Linked DNA regions of Homo sapiens: region 1 is linked to region 2. A link is an interaction called in ENCODE POLR2A ChIA-PET data of the cell type or tissue named here. Cell type or tissue: A673. All regions are shown on one strand. Each heading gives the region's core, and the rest is flanking DNA. Links, peaks and the distances in the headings are about the cores only.

Region 1 (5,000 bases), core at 1-5,000, 51 kb before region 2:
CAGAGCTTGCAGTGAGCCGAGATCGTGCCACTGCACTCCAGCCTGGGGGACAGAGCGAGACTCCATCTCAAAAAAAAAAAAAAAAAAAGATTTCCTATGCCTTTAAATTTAGACCTGGTTAAAATTAATTATAACTAATTCTGGTAATGTCTATTGTAGCCTAAAAAATGAACAGAGTAATTTTAATTGAAGCTGCAATCTGCCTATTGTAGTTTAATATTTTTTTGTAAGCATAAATTAATAATATTTTGTGTTTCTTATTGTTCACTTACAAGTTTAATACATATTTTCAAATATTCTTTCTTAAACAGTAGCATCGTAATATTTTAAATATATGCAGTTTTTAATAAAGAAATTTCTAACACCTGCCTTAAACAGTTCTCACCTTTTCAACCCAGTCACCCATGAATTTATCTGTTCTTTGTTTTTTCTTAAAAGATGAGTGGCTAACATATCAGGACAAGATAATATTTAAAGATATTTTCAGTTAAAATAGTCAATAAATCTGTGACTCTTTAGTATATTGTTTGGCTGTACTTCTGTTGTGATGGGCATCTTGTTATACACATGTGAGTGCTTAACTTAATAAATTATAGCTGTTTATCTTAATTCAGCTCAACTGTGATGCCAATTAGGTAAAAATGATTCATTTTAACATCATGTAAATGAGGCATTTTTGCAGAGGCAATTTTTCTCCATCCATCAAGTACATATCCCCTCTCAACTACTTTGTAGGTTCTAATATGTGTTTCCCGTCATAATGGAAAATTAGTATCAGGTAGGGTGAACATTTTAGCATAATCTATCACGACTGGCTAATTTTTGTATTTTTGTAGAGACAGGCTGTCACCATGTTGGCCAGGCTGGTCTTGAAATCCTGACCTCAGGTGATCCCCCTACCTTGGCCTTCCAAAGTGCTGGCATTACAGGTGTGAACCACTGTGCTCAGCCAGGAATATTTTTTAAAGGCAGCTTAGAATTGCTTTTTTTCCCCTCTAATGATAGTCCTGCAATATCATCTTAGCTCTTGGACTATCATGTATCAGTGAGACGGTAGAATTGTCAGGTTATAAGAATCTAGATAAAAAAGTAAATAACAACAATGCCATTTTCAGTTTATTTTATTTTAATTAATATTTACAAGAATAATTATCTGGTGCCTTGGACCAGAACTCAGTTTCCTGTGCAATATATTTCGGAAATATACCATCAAAACAAGTAATAATATTGAATTGGCAGGGGTTAAAAGACAGTGCATATACTGTCATAGGAAGCTAGGAGGTTAAAGTGGCCACAGATGTTAAATATAATGTGTTTTATGACTGGACTTTTTTGAAAGCAATGGAGCACTCTTAATCTGGGCTTAGCTCTATTACTTTCAATAAAAAACTCCTAATATAAATGTGCTGGATCAATCAATATTCAATTGAAAGCAGTACTGTAGTATGCAGAACATTTTCTCTCAAATCTTTGCTTCCAATGAATCAGCACATGATAGAATGCACTATTGATCACAATTAAAAAGTTATTAAGTAGACAGTGTGAGTATATAAAAGTCTATTTAAAAATATTAATATAACCAAATATCAAAAATGCTAATATTTGAAATGGAAAGGTATATATTAGGAAGTACCTCAAAATATAGCTTACTGAAATACACAACTCTTTTTCACAGAGGGTATAATATAGAGGTGTTATCATAGGAAGAAAGAAATCTAGGATTGGTATGAAAACAATAGTTTCAAGAAAAATCATGTTAAGTGCCTATTACAGCTCAACATTGTGCTAATATTGTTCAAATTATAATTTGTAAAGGGTAGGGATAGGGACATAACAGAAAATATAATGGATTTTTCAAACAATTGTCCCTAGAGGATTGTATCAGTAACTGAGGGAAAGTAGCAGATAGCAGTGATCTCAAAATAGTTACCACATAATCCCAGCCACCTGTTATTTTGAGATTCTTGAAGTCCCTGACCTGCATTAACTTACAAAGTATAGCATGAGGTAACAGTTTGTGAAGACTTAGATTAAGGGGCTGGATGCCCAAGCAGCTAATCGATAAGTATTGTGTGACTCCTTACACATATTTCCTAATGACATGGTCAGCCTCTACAATCAAAAATTTCAAAATAAAAACCACTCTCCACCATCACCTACCTAAACAAGTGATACACACACACAGGCACAGAGGACAATTGTAGACTGTGCTTACCAACTCAGAGCCAGTCAGCTGCTGATACTCTAAAATCAGCAATACTGGTAGCTGGATTTCAGAAAATAAATAATAAATGGAGGAATACAGCTTACCAGAAAAGAGTATTTTCTTTTATGAAAAGTTTAAGCGCTTTAATATGCCTCCCCCAAAATTGCTTATTTAGGATATTGCATAAAAAATTCTAGCAAGAACAAAACCATAGACAGATTGGAAATGCCTTGCTGTTGTGAAAGCCAGGAAAAAAGTACACACATATTTTGAAAAGGAATTTGGAACTATTTTCTTGCATGTTATGTCTTTTTTAATGTGAGTAATGTGATCCAGTTATGACTGAAGAGAAAAATGTGAAATGAAAGACAATCTTGAGTTCAAACAATAGGCATGCGATAAATTCTTCAGTCTAAACATAATAAAAAAAGTGTATACTTTTATGAACAGAAAAAAATCAGATTGCCTCTCTCCAAGGTAAATGCTAATTTCATATTTAAAAGCTATACATTTGATGAAATCCTAGGTTTTTAGCCTGCTTGAGGTGTCTTTATTTGCTCCAAGTTATTGACATGGAATAAAATAAAGTATAATATGGCCTAGGATGGTCATTAGGACTTCTAATGGATCAGGAAGGATAGAAGGATATGCTGAGAATTGAGTTGATTCTTAAAGTTTAGAAATTGAATTAGAAAAAAAAATGGGAGGGAGGAGGGGAATGCAGATTTATTTTCTGAGACATTATGTATTTGTAAAATGCTTCTGTTTTAATTAACTAGATATCGAAGGCAAAAAAATCACATATGTGGTTGAAAAACAACACAATCTCACATTTCCAAAATAGTCAGTTTGTATTTTTACTTTTTGAAGTATCATACAGTCAGAAGAGAAACTAGGGGATATCTCTTTTATTTCTTTAGCTCCTTCAAAAAGACCTTTGGTCACTTTGATGGTTAAGCTGTTTGAATGCTGCAGAACCTTGACTCACCACGTTTACTGGAGGAGCCACGAATCCATGATGAGGAAGGCAAGTTGCCTTTGTAAGTCAAAGATGCTCATAAGTTATTTTCATTATAGATTAATGAGCTGTGAAGATTCAAATCTCTCGAAGAGTTGGATGTATTGTGGTCTGTGTACTATGGTGCAGATGGGAAGTTACAAGTTGTTTCAGAGCTTTAGCCATTTAGAGGAAATCAATTCAGACTATAAAAATACCATTTAAGTCTTCTTCTAAGTGGATATTTTGTGGGCATCAATGCAGAACAGTATTATTTCTTTTACAGATATTATGAATGATGAGTATTTCATACTCTGATTTATTTTGAGATTTGGGAGGATGTCAAATTAAATAATATCCATTTACAATAATTATAATAATAATCTTTCTTGTTCACCATATCCCACTTGCCATAGACCAGTCACTGTGATAAATGCCTTACACACCTTAATTTAGTGCTTTTTAGAACTCTGTGAGGCAAATGAGAAAACCAAGGCAAGAGAAGCTTAATAACTGACCAAAAGTCATACAACTGATAAGTGGGAAAGTCAGAATTCAAACCCATACCCGTTTAATGAAAACCCGAATTTTTATTCCCTCCTCCATTAACTAAATGTAATTACCTTCCCCAAATCACATGAGTGCTGTGTTAGTCAAGAAGGTTTACTGCACATAACAGCTTAATAAAAGAAAAATGTGTTGGAAGATACAGTGGGTGTTCACAGAATTTTTTAAAAAAGACCTAAAGAAACCATAGCTGTTTTTGAGGACAGGGATTAGAACAAGGATCTGGAATAAAATCAGATCTGTTTTTCTTATTTCCTATATTGCGGTAGATGCAGAAATTTTATATGTATTATTTTATGTCTTCAAAAATTCTCTGGATAAGCATCCACTATTTCTTGTCACAGCTGTGATAACTAAGGCATGGGAAGTGAATTGATTTGTCCAAGATAGGTGGCTAATCAGTTGCAGAGGAAAGACTGGCGCTCAGCTTTCTTAGGCATGTATTCTGTTTCTGCTAACTTATTGTGTTATATAAAGCCAAACTGTATCAGCATTCCTATAAGTGTTACTTTTCTTATTTAAGTAAACAGGCAGGTTAATGGAGATATTAATATACATACATATTTTTGAGACGGAGTCTCACTCTGTCACCCAGGCTGGAGTGGATATTAATATTTTTTAAGGAGAAAACCAGTTTGATATTTGAGATTCTTATATGCCTCCTATATATATATATTAAATATATGTATTTAATATTGACAATATAAAACTCAAGAACAATATATTGGCAAACAATCTATATCTTAAACGTGTTCAGCATTATGTGATAGCAGCAAATGAAAGTTTATCTTTACTAACATGGATTTCATTAATTCTCTGTAGAATAAAGATTTCACTAAAATGCCTTTCTAATACACTGACTTTGGAATACAACATTTGGTCCATAGCAGATGCACAATGAGAAAAGGCTTTTTTGATAAAAATTATTCAGTGTTCTTTTATTAGCCATACCTTTTGTAGACATGCTAATAAAGGTAAAGCTGTTGATTAATTTCTGTGATATCAAGAACATTTTTTTTGCATTTTACTGTGTAAATGATTTCAAATACGTTTCCAAATTAGATACCTTATCCACAAGATGGTGTCCTAACATTAGCAACCAACTGGTTGCGCTTGTAAATGGAATCAACTTTACTTGGAAAAAATGTTTTTCAAGTTGAAAATGCCAAGTGCCCATGCATAAACATAATTACTCCTCAGCCTGTAGTTTTGTGCAAAATGTACTTGGGA
Region 2 (6,957 bases), core at 1-5,000:
ATGGAACCAACAAAGAGCCCACATAGCCAAAACAAGACTAAGCAAAAAGAAGAAATCTGGAGGCATCATATTACCTGATTTCAAACTATACTATTAAGCCATAGTCACTAAAACAGCATGGTACTGGTATAAAAATAGACACATAGACTAATGGAACAGAATAGTGAACCCAGAAATAAACCCAAATACTTACAGCCAACTGATCTTCAACAAAGCAAACAAACAACAACAACAAAAAAAAAAAAAACGGGAAAAGAAACTGTTTTCAACAAATGGTGCTGGGATAATTGGCTAGCCACAAGTAGGAGAAAGAAAGTGGATCCTCATCTCTTGACTTATACAAAAATCAACTCGAGATGAATTAAGGACTTAAATCTAAGACCTGAAACTATAAAATTCTAGAAGATGACACTGGAAAAACCCTTCTAGACATTGGCTTAGGAAACGATTTCATGACCAAGAACCCCAAAGCAAATGCAATAAAAACAAAGATAAATAGCTGGGATTTAAACTAAAGAGTGTTTGCGTGGCAAAAGGAACAGTCAGCAGAGTAAACAGACAACCCACAGAGTGAGAGAATATCTTCACAATCCGTGCAGCCTGACAAAGGACTAATATCCAGAATCTACAACAAACTCAAATCAGCAAGAAAAAAAACAATCCCATCAAAAAGTGGGCTAAGGACATGAATAGACAATTCTCAAAGAAGATACACAAATGGCCAACAAACATATGAAAAAATCTTAAATGTCACTAATGATCAGGGAAATGCAAGTCAAAACCACGACGTGATACCACCTTACTCCTGTAAGAATAGCCATAATCAAAAAATCAAAAAACAGTAGATGTTGGCATGGATGCGGTAATCAGGGAACGCTTTTACACTGGTGGTCAGAATGTAAACTAGTACAGCCACTATGGAAAACAGCATGGAGCTTCCTTAAATAACTAAAAGTAGAACTACCATTTGATCCAGCAATCCCACTCCTGGGTATCTACCAGAGGAAAAGAAGTCATTTTACGAAAAAGATGCTTGCACACACATGTTTATAGCAGCACATTTTGCGAGTGCAAAATCGTGGAACCAACCCAAATGTCCATCAATCAATGAGTGGACAAAGAAACTGTGTGTGTATATATATAATAGAATACTACTCAGCCATAAAATGGAATAAATTAACAGCATTTGCAGCCACCTGGATGAAATTGGAGACTATTATTCTAAGTGAAGTAACTCAGGAGTGGAAAACCAAACATTTAATGTTCTCACTGATATGTGGGAGCTAAGCTGCGAGCACACAGAGGTGTAAGAATGATACGATGGACTTTGGGGACTTGGGGGGAAGGGTGGGAGGGGTCGAGGGATAAAAGGCTCCAAATAGAGTGCTGTGTATACTGCTTGGGTGATGGGTGAACCAAAATCTCTCAAATCACCACTAAAGAACTTACGTAATCAAATACCACCTGTACCCCAATAACCTATGAAAAATTAAAAAAAAAAGACATTCAGGTGGCCAAGAAACATATGAAAACATGCTAAGCATCACTAATCATCAGAGAAATGCAAATCAAAACCGTGATGAGATACCATCTTGCACCAGTCAGAATGGCTATTATTAAAAAGTAAAAAACAATAACAGATGCTGGCGAGGCTGTGGAGCAAAGAGAAAGTTTATACATTGTTGGTGGGAATTTAAATTAGTCCAGTCATTGTGGAAAACGTTCTAGAGATTCTGAAAGAGCTAATACAGAGCTACCATTTGACCCAGCTATCCCATTCCTAGGTATGTACCCAAAAGGAACTAAATCATTCTACCAAAAAGACACATGTACTCATATGTTCATTGTTTCACTATTCACAATAGCAAAGACATGGAGTCAACCCAGGTGCCCATCAATGGTAGATTGGATAAAAAAAATATGGTATATATGTACCATGGCATACTACACAGTTATAAAAAAGAATAACATGTCCTTTGCAGGGATATGGTTGGAGCTGGAGGCCATACTCCTAAGCAAATTAATACAAAGACAGAAAACCAAATACCATATGTACTCACTTATAAGTGGGAGCTAATCATTGAGCACGTATGGACGTAAATATGGAAACAATATATACTGTGGACTACCAGAGGGTGGAGGGAGGGGTGTTGGCGTAAAAAACTACCTATGAGGTACTATGTTTGCTACCAGGGTGATTGGATCCGTATTCCAAACCTCAGCATCACACAGTACTCCTGTGTAACAAATATGCACATATACTCTCTGTATCTAAAATAAAAGTGGAAATTTAAAAAAATTTGCAAAGACTTGGCAGTTTAAATAATGGTAATATTCAACTTATTTAAAAAATGTTTTCAATATTAAAAGAAAAGCACACCCAAATGTTAAACTTCTATCAAGAAAATAAAGAGGTGTAATACAGTGTGAGAAGGTTACAGTGACATATGCATATGGCTAGCCACCCCTCCTCAATCTCCAGAAAATCTAAGTCCTAGATCATAATGATAGTTGAGCTGGATCAAACAGCCACTCCACCCCTAACAGACCATTGCTATGTTTTTCCAATGGTTGCTGGTACTCTCTGGTTAGGTCTCCATTTCTAAAAGTAAAACAGATGCTCATTTTCCTTAAAATGAAGGTCAAAATTGAAATTTAGGAATTTAGCTAACATTTTTGGCTACGGAGAAAGTAGGCCATTTGTTTATTTGGAATAAAGGGTAGAGTAAATATGCTTGGTTTTCTGGCGAAAGCCCACCCTAAATTATCATTGCATAGGTTGGTTGAGTAGCCAATATTCGAACAGCTGTCCAAAACCGGTTGTCTGAAAACTAGCTAAAAAGCTGCTGCTGTTTGGTAACTGTCGTAAAGTGATAACTACAAAGCATACATCAACAACTCTGTCACTCCCTTTCCTTTTACAAAGTGTATTATGTGTACAGCGCAAAATTTTATACCCTTGGTCCAGTGCTATTATGAGTTTTTGTTTGCAACAAAGCACTGAAATGTCAGGCTTAATGAGAAAGGAAAGCATCATGCAGAGTGTGAGCACTTTCACTCCTTTGGAAAAGCATCTTCCTAACCAGGCTAATCAAGTTTTGTAGTGACACCAGAAAATGCTCCACCTGTTACACTGTAGGATAATGGAAGAATCTGAAATGCATTCTTATCTTCCTCTCTCCTAGGGCACTGAATGAGCTGTAAAAGGTCAGAAGAAGCCATCCTGAAGAAACAGCTAAATAAGTCATTAAATTTCTTTATATATCATGAAATTAAACACAATAGTCACAATACACTGTATTTAATCATTCCTTTCTTTCAGAGCTATTAGCTGCTTTCTCCTCCATCAGCTCTCTGAATGATGTGCATTTTATTGAGGCAGAACAGTGTGGTGCTTGAAGCCATGGTTATGAGAGAAGTAATAAGACAGAACTTTGGCATTTGTTGCTTCAACAATGTTTTCTAAAACCTATCATAGTTTGTTATTTTACCAAGTCACAAATTTGAATTGTATTCAGAGGGTGTTAGATATGGGAAAAGAGTCACCTTGTTTTTGAGTAAGCTTTGACTACTTTTAATGTTTGCAATTCAAGCAAATTTCATTGTCCCTTACTCAAATTGAGTAGTACTTTTGAAATGTTACTGTATTATTTGATATTTTGGGAAAGCATAAAGTTTTTCAAATTAATTCCTTAAGAATATCAAAGGCAACTGGTAAGAGTCCAGTTTGCCTGAGGTTTCCCGAGACCAGTAGAACCTTCCAGTTTGGGCACCTGATACCTTAATATTCTGGGGAGAAAGTAGGACTTCATGATTTGCTTAGAACAGTTTCTCCAATGAGAGAACTACACGTAAGCTTACCAAGGACAAGGCCGTTTTCTTGATTGAAGATCTATAAAGAGTAAGCTTTCATAACTCTCTGGATACCCTATTATTAAGTGTTGTTAACCAGAGAGAAGAAAGTAGCCAGAGAGTTGTTGATGGTTACAGCTTTAAGTTTATAGAAAATGTAAAATTTCACGTACCTCAAGTTCTGCTTAGACAAACACATTTTTTGGCAGCAACACAGCCCTCAAAAATCATGGTATATTGCTTTCTACAGATATTCAAAGGAAATAATTTTCCTCTTAAACATTTCAAAACATATTTTTCCAGCTAATTTTTGGTGGTTTCCTAGGAGGTATCAACAAGTGGCAATTGGCAGAAATTACACTGTAGTTGTTAAAGAAGTAATGTTTTCAGCAGATCTTTGAAAAGCAATGTTAAGCAGCAGACCAGTTTGGGAATCCTGTCATTGCACTGTTTGGTGATGATCCAATAAAATACTGACATCCTAGATAGATACCTACAGTCTGTTCTATACTTTATTTTTCATTTTAGATTTGTGGAAGCTAAATATAGAAATGAACAACAACAGAAAGAGAAAAAAGTTAAAATGATGCTTAGCAATGGCAAGAAGATTTTGAATATATTTGATAATGACAGATCACAAGTGAAGAAAATAGGACTCTCTATCTTGGCCAACAGTTGTTAATGGTAAAATCACAATATTGTTCCTAAAAGGGCAGACTGCTAAAAAATAACCTTAGAAATTTAATATCAAGTCTTCAAGTTCATTGGCTAAGAACTTAATTTTATGAGACTATTGATATTGCAATACTTGTCTCATATATTTTTTTCTCCACCAAACCTTGATAATGGTGTCTCCCTGGGACAAGAAAAATGTCTGTATTTAAATCAGAAAATTTAAGACAACCACAAGGGCCCTGTGTAGCAATGCAAGCTAATTAGAATTGTGAATATCACTTAATGGTAACAGGTGATGCGTCTTAAATGGTTTCCCAACTCAGCCATTATTTAAAAATAGTTTCAAAGGAACATGATGAGTGATGTTACCTTTCCAGAAAGCACATGATATATTTGTTTGCTTATCTCAGGGGATTCCGTGCTCCTAATCTGTGCCTGGCACTGCAAGATGCATACTTTTTGGAGCTCACGGGACACAGAGAGCAAAGGACAAGGTTTGTACTGTTATTTCCCTTTAATGGCCCTTTGGGAGGTATATTATCCCTGTCCTTGTGGATTGTCTTTCCTCAGTGACAAGTCGGTTATGGTCAGTACACATAGCATAGGCCAAGAGCAGACACATAAATCAAATTGACATAAGTCTAATTCAAATCATAAATCAGTTTGATAAAAGCTGAATTTAAAATGTGTGAGCAGGCCAAGTTTTACTGTGATCCTTTGAAGCCGCTTAAATAGAAAGGTTTGAAATGGTGCATCATTTTGGGAAGATTTTTAGGAAAGGTTGAGAGGTATGCCACAACCTCACATAGGTCTCTGGAAAACTTAATCTTGATTAAAATAATTCCTTTATAGTTTTTTTCTTTTTAAAATTGCTTATGGCAGCAGTTACGATGACTTTTTTTTACATTGCCCTCAGGTGTGTACTCAGTATATTAGATATTATTAATAAATTCTCTTGTTCACATTATTTAAACAATTTTTATTGCTCTTATACTGCATTCTTATTTCATAGTTGTACTCTCATTTTTTCATGTCATATTTTTACCCTTATATATAATTTTGTCCAGGCAGAGGATATAATCTTTCAAATATAAGACTTTACTATCTCAAATCTTCCTGTACTCCCTAATAAATCACTTGGTGCCACCAGAATCTCTCCAATGACTAAAGGCATGTTCTTCTACTAAGGGATATAATTTCAGACTGTTACTAAAAGATACTCCTGAGAATGGTGTCCTCCTATAAATGATTAAATGCTATGTTAACATTGATTTCTTTTTTTAAAGCTTTTCAGGTTGTTTCTTAGAAGCCCATGATGTATCTGGCTTAGTAAAATTTTGTTCCTGTGGTATATGCTAACTTTTTATTTCGAGGATTACTAACACATGGCTGAATTCGATAATCCAGCTTCACTCTTTAATACTCAAATGGAGAAATTCAGTTTTTCTCACTTATATATCTTAATGTGCATATAAAGCACAGAAGCAACAATCTGTGGAAAATATTGTCATCTTTTTCAAAAACAGCAGAATATATGAGGATAGAGAAAAAGTGAGTTCTTCAAAGAAAAGTATTTATATACATTTCAAGAAACAGAGGTGTTCACATCCTGGGTGCTGTGTGTTGACTTCACTGGTAAACAGACCTCTTTCCAGGGGCTGCCAATGCCCTATCTGGGTGCAGGTGGTCATGCCAATCCCTATTTGTCCCTTCTTTTTTCTTTTTAAGGTAAAGATGTATTAGTGAGGAAGTATGTAATAACACAGAATTGTAAATGTTAGGAGACACAGAACCATGGTGGTTGTGAAAATTTGGACGAACAAGTTATCTCCTCTTAGGTCCAGGTTTCTCACATAAGATGGCAGTTGAAACACTGAGTGCTGAAATGTGAATCTATGAATTAAGTGCTAGAACTATAAAACACTAGCTATCACTGCATCTCTTTCCTTGTTCCACGGTCAATCTTCACCAGAATGATATTTTTACCACCATATCTATTTCTTTACCTCACTCACAGCTCAATGACACATTCGGTCAGACACTACAGCAGACAGTGTCACACCCACATCCCCTCAGCCCACCTGAAGTTCACCTGCAGGAAGAATGCCAATGGCTACCTGTGTCTCTGCTTGAAACATTATCTGCTTCTAGGATTACGCTCTACCCACAAATGTGCCAGACCAGCAGTACTGAAGAGTTAACAACTCTGGAGCAATCTCTTTAATGAAGAATGGGAGTTGGTGGAAATACCCCAGTTTCTTTATCCCATGCAAGATGACTCCAAGGGAGTATTCAATGCTATTTCTACTTATTCCAGTAGGAATAAGTTCTACTTGCCCACAGAGCAACAGAACATTTCTTAGCTGTTTTCCTTTCCCTCCCTTAGATCCCTATTAGCCTCATTGCACTTCCTACAATCATTTCCAAAAT

Evidence for each region. ChIA-PET counts read pairs that join two places held together with the same protein. Peaks named below come from ENCODE experiments on the same cell type or tissue, not always from the same donor. Only the 100,000 strongest peaks of a DNase experiment are listed, where the experiment ranks them.
Region 1: POLR2A ChIA-PET joins it to region 2 with 11 read pairs; 2 of 35 experiments call an interaction of 5 or more read pairs at or near these places.

Annotation. Positions count from the first base shown.
Region 1 is chr5:121,870,551-121,875,550 of GRCh38, reverse strand. The region is part of intron 3 of LOC105379149 (a long non-coding RNA gene); the gene reads right to left. It overlaps LOC105379148 (a long non-coding RNA gene), which reads left to right and starts at 3,011. Exons shown (of 3, transcript XR_001742863.2): 1 at 3,011-3,246. In A673, for the core only: a CTCF peak has its summit at 4,838 (motif pointing right); no DNase peak of the experiment used is centred there.
Region 2 is chr5:121,818,010-121,824,966 of GRCh38, reverse strand. LOC105379150 (a long non-coding RNA gene) reads left to right here. Exons shown (of 3, transcript XR_001742865.2): 3 at 3,186-3,293. Among named protein-coding and RNA genes, the nearest start is that of FTMT, 30 kb to the left of the region's middle. In A673, for the core only: no CTCF peak of the experiment used is centred there; no DNase peak of the experiment used is centred there.